2 separate regions of the Homo sapiens genome follow, and region 1 is linked to region 2. A link is a loop called in an ENCODE intact Hi-C map of the cell type or tissue named here. Cell type or tissue: prostate gland. All regions are shown on one strand. Region 1 overlaps SEMA4B (semaphorin 4B). Region 2 overlaps ARPIN-AP3S2 (ARPIN-AP3S2 readthrough).

Region 1 (2,500 bases), 320 kb after region 2:
CTGGAGGACTCATCATCATCCCTAGAGGCCTCCTGCTCCTGCTCCTAAGTGCAGCAGGTGCTGGGTAAGGTGAGGGCAAACGAGTGCTGGACTTGGGATCAAGACACAGGTTCAAGTCCTGGCTGCCATTCTGTTATTCAGCTAACATTGATGAAGCATGCACTCTGTGTCCATGTACTTTTAGGTACTGGAGATTTAATTGTGAAAAAGCAGGCTTGGCACAGTGGCTCACGCCTGTAATCCCAGCACTTCGGGAGGCTGAGGCAGGTGGATCACAAGGTCTCCACCTCATGGTCTCCTGAGTGTCTCAGGAGTTCGAGACCAGCCAGGCCAACATAGTGAAACTCCGTCTCTACTAAAAATACAAAAAACATTAGCCAGGCATGGTGGCAGGCGCCTGTAGCCCCAGCTACCTGGGAGGCTGAAGCAGGAGAATCGCTTGAACCTGGGAGGCAGAGGTTGCAGTGAGCCGAGATCTCGCCACTGCACTCCAGCCTGGATGACAGAATGAGACTGTGTTTCAAAAGAAAAAGTAGTCAGTTTACAAATGTTATTGGCGGGGCGTGGGATGGAATGAGGTGGTCAGGTAACATTTCATTAAAAAAGTGACATTTGAGCCAAGATCAGGAGAGAGTGAGGAGCTGACAGTGGCATATCTGGAGGAGGGGCAGGACTTTTGATTTCACTCTGAGGGAGGTATTTGGGAGGCCAGGGGAAGGCTGAGCAGAGATGTGACATGGTCTCACCTGTGTACTAAGAGGGTCACTCTGGCTACTGTGGTAGAGAAGCCTCCATGGGGAAGGACAGGAGGAGGGAGAGCAGTGAGGGGCGAGTGATGATGGTGGCTCGGACCAGTGAGAAATGCTCAGATTCCGGATGCATTTTGAAGATGGAGCCACCAGGATTTCTGGGTGGGAAATTATGGGGTATGACCGACAAGAAGAGTCAAGGCTGACTGGGTTTGGGGCCTCAGCGACTGAAAAGACAGAATTAATGAAAGTGGCAAGATCTCGGGGGGAAGCATGTGTTTTAGGGAGGACCAGAAAGAAGCTTGGTTGCAGGTGCCAGTTAGATACCCCATTTGAAGGTGATGCATGAATCTGGGGTTCAGGGTTCAGGGCTGAGCAGTCCTCCTGCTCTGGGCTGTGGCTTCATCAGCTCCCAGCTTGGTTGGGAGGGGCCTGTGGCTTCTGAAGAGGATGCTGCTGGGGAATAGTACAACTCAAAGGGGTAGGATTCTGTGCCCTCACCCCTAGGCCGAAGGAAAGTTTGCCAGTCACAAAACTAGCTGAGCCCCTGGGCTCCCTGCAGCACACACACTCTGTGCACGCTCCACTGTGCCCCAGAAAACCCGTGGGTTCTTTGTTCCTAGACTTGAGTGCCCCATCCCCAGTCCTGGGAGCAGAGGCCGGGCCTGGGTGTGGAAGGGGGGGCTCGGCGGTGCCCCCTGGTGGCATGCTTGGGCGTGGGACTGATATCCCCTCGCTCCTTCCCCCCAGCGCGACTGTCAAAACTACATCAAGATCCTCCTGCCGCTCAGCGGCAGTCACCTGTTCACCTGTGGCACAGCAGCCTTCAGCCCCATGTGTACCTACATCGTGAGTGACCTGTCCTCAGCCCTGAGGCTGACCTGGGAACTGCCCCTCTTTCTGCCCCAGGGATCCTGTTCTGTAGCATAGACCCCTGAGGAAAGGCAGGGCCCAGAGGGAGGTTTCTAGGTACCACTGGCCTCCAAGAGCCCTGAGGTCCCACACCCTGGCACAAAGCGCAGCCCTGACAGCCATGTCTCCCTGTGCGGGGAGGCGGGGGCACATGCGGTCACTTACCCATGAAGATCCTGTGCCACCCAGGCCTTGCTGCCCTCTTCTGCTTCTTCCAGCATCTCTCCCTCTCCTTTGCTTGATTCTCTTGTCTTATCTTGTACACCCCCTCCTCAGCACACACCCCTAGCAGAGGGTGGCATTTGATGCTGTGGGTTGGAGCCCAGCTTTGGGGTCAGACACACCTGGGTTTGAATCACATTGCTGCCCCTTCCAGGCTCACATCATTTTATTTCTTTTTTCTTTTTCTTTTCTTTTTTTTTTTTTTTTTTGAGATGGAGTCTCGCTCTGTCGCCCAGGCTGGAGTGCAGTGGCACGATCTCGGCTCACTGCAAGCTCTGCCTCCTGGGTTCACGCCATTCTCCTGCCTCAGCCTCCCGAGTAGCTGGGACTACAGGTGCCCGCCACCACGCCTGGCTAATTTTTTCTATTTTTCGGTAGAGAGGGGGGTTTCACCGTGTTAGCCAGGATGGTCTTGATCTCCTGACCTCGTGATCCACCCGCCTCGGCCTCCCAGAGTGCTGGGATTACAGGTGTGAGCCACCGCGCCCGGCCAGGCTCACATCATTTTCTAAGCCTCACCTCCTCCGCCAGGTGGGTCTGATAATGTGTCCCGCGTCGGGTCACTGTGAGGCAGTGTGGCACTGTGTCTGGGTGAGGCCTCTCCTGAGGCCGACTGT
Region 2 (2,500 bases):
GAGTCTTTTTTTCCCCTTTAAATATATTTCCTAAATGCATTGCTATTTGTGGAGATTAGTTTAGTCCCTCAAAAAATTTTCCCATAATGTCCGGCACTGTGGCTCATGCCTGTAATCCCAGCACTTTGGGAGGCTGAGGAGGGTGGATCACCTGAGGTCAGGAGTTCGAGACCAGCCTAGCCAACATGGTGAAATCGCATCTCTACTAAAAGTACAAAATTAGCTAGTCGTGGTGGCGCAGGCCTGTAATCCCAGCTACTTGGGATTACAGTAATCCTCCTGCTGAGGCAGGAGAAACTCTTGAACCTGGGAGGTGGAGGTTGCAGTGAGCCGAGATTGAGCCATTGCACTCCAGCCTGGGCAACAAGAGCGAAATTCCATCTCAAAAAAAAAAAAAAGAAAGAAAGAAAATTTCCCATATGAATGAAGCTCAGAGGATTTGCTTGGTTCTGTTTGAAGATACAAAATAACTGTAATTTCCATCATTAGGCCCATGGTGAAAGGCAAGCTGGACACTGGTGGAAGAAAAAAAAATTCAGATGGGTAGAGGAAAGGGACCTCCCTCCAAGAAAAGAGTCCAGGCAAGGCAATGCAAGTGGGGGAGTGACCTGCTCTGGGAACAGCCAGCCCCTCCATGGGACCAACACAGCCCTTCCCAAACTGTTTCTCACAACAGCTGTCCCATGAAATGCTCCTCACAAAAACGGGTTCTCTGACCAAAGAAATGTGGGAAATACGTAATCATACCCTGTCCTGAAGAGTTACAGTAAATGTTAGTATAGTTAAAGCTCCAAGAAATCCTACAGAAATGTTTGAGTTTAACACTACGTTTGTTCCAACAAATTAGATCATAGAAACACCACCACTTTTTGTTTCTAGCCCTATTAACAACCTGTGGAAGATCCCTCAGGCTGGTCTGAAAGAATCGCCCCAGAGCTCTTAAGGAGGAAGCGAGCCGAGAAAGGAGGGTTGTGACATTGTGATGAGCTCTGAGTTGTATTAAGGAATTTGAACTTTTCATCTGGGGAGTAATAGGATCCAGTCTAGCTTCCAAAAGCTGCCCCTACCAGCCACATGGGGGCCCCTGAAAGCAGGGTTTCAGCCCTGCTGTAGTTCCTCAACTCCCCACAGGTGTATCTAGGAAGGCTTCTGCCCTGGCTGGGCCTGCCCTAATGCCTGAACCAGTCCTGACCAGGGCAGGAGGTATGGCAAAATCAGGGGCTTTGGCCTCACCATCTGCCCATGCAGATGCCTATGCCACAGCAGCTTCCTATTTTCTCCCTTCCTAGTCCCTAGTCCTAGGGAATAGGATTTTACCTCAGTGTCCCTACCTGCTGAGCCTGGGACCCTATTCTTTTTTTTTTTTTTTTTTTTGAGACAGGGTCTCACTGTGTTGCCCAGGCTGGAGTGCAGTGGCAATCTCAGCTCACTGCAACCTCCACCTCCCGGGTTCAAGAAATTCTCATGCCTCAGCCTCCCAAGGCGCTGGAACTACAGGCATGTGCCACCATGTCCGGGTAATTTTTGTATTTTTTGGTAGAGACGGGGTTTCACTGTGTTGATCAGGCTGGTTTCGAACTCCTGACCTCAAGTGATCCGCCCACCTCGGCCTCCCAAAGTGCTAAGATTACAGGCGTGAGCGACTGCACCCAGCCCTGGGGCCCTGTTCTTATCCTCAGCCCACTTGGTTTTCCCATCCCTAGGGAGCTAGTTTCAGTTCTCTATACTTCTTAGCCACAGGCTGGGCTCCTGCTAAACAGCAGGTCACCCGGAAACATAACATCACTACTTGTGCACCACAGCACTGCCACTCACCCAGAATCTGGGCATCATTCTTGATCCCTTCGTCTCCCCCCAGGTCCTGTTGATTTTGCCCCCCGAATGCCCCTCAAATCATTCTCTTCTTTCCATCTCCCCTGCCACTGCTATAGACCAGACCCCTCTAGCCTCTCACCCAGGCAACTGCAGCAGTCTCCTAAAGGAGCAACTCGCCTCCAGCTGCTCGGCAGTCAAGTGACCTTTGAAACACAGATCAGATCTTCTCACTCTCCATGGGATCACTGGCTTCCAGGATGTTAAGGATAAAGTCCCCAATTCCTTAACATGCGTGAGGATGCCATGCCCAATCTCCAGCCTCATCTCAAACACCAGCCCCCATTCTCTGAGCTCCAGACACAATGGTCTTTCCCTTCCTGAAGCCCATCCAAGACACCCCGCCCTTTTTGTTGCTTTAGGACCTCTCCTATTGACACACTGGGCCTCCTTGTTTGGAATGGTGACCTGTCCATATAAGTGTGCCATACCCTTTGGACACAGTGCTTTAGACAGCAGGATGTCTAAAGACACTGGGTGACTCTACCCCCAGTCAGTGTCCCCAGCTATCCTTCTGCTCAACCACCTCCCTGGCCACCCCCATGGCTGAGGTCCCAGCATGGCCTGCCTGTGAGAAAGTCCCATTCAGACACAGAACACCAGTGAAGTGGCTACCACATCCTCTGGC

What was found. A loop is a pair of places that touch in the nucleus more often than their neighbours do. Peaks named below come from ENCODE experiments on the same cell type or tissue, not always from the same donor. Only the 100,000 strongest peaks of a DNase experiment are listed, where the experiment ranks them.
Region 1: it touches region 2 in a loop (3-fold over the local background); 13 of 110 quality-filtered maps call a loop at or near these places.

Annotation. Positions count from the first base shown.
Region 1 is chr15:90,218,294-90,220,793 of GRCh38, forward strand. SEMA4B (semaphorin 4B) reads left to right here. Exons shown (of 14, transcript NM_198925.4): 4 at 1,500-1,598. Among named protein-coding and RNA genes, the nearest start is that of CIB1, 14 kb to the right of the region's middle. In prostate gland, a CTCF peak has its summit at 1,467 (motif pointing left); no DNase peak of the experiment used is centred here; H3K27ac peaks cover 2,172 bases.
Region 2 is chr15:89,897,730-89,900,229 of GRCh38, forward strand. The region is part of intron 5 of ARPIN-AP3S2 (ARPIN-AP3S2 readthrough); the gene reads right to left. It overlaps ARPIN (actin related protein 2/3 complex inhibitor), which reads right to left. Exons shown (of 6, transcript NM_182616.4): 6 at 1-2,500. Among named protein-coding and RNA genes, the nearest start is that of AP3S2, 5.0 kb to the left of the region's middle. In prostate gland, CTCF peaks have their summits at 1,099 and 1,302; a DNase peak (open chromatin) is centred at 1,092.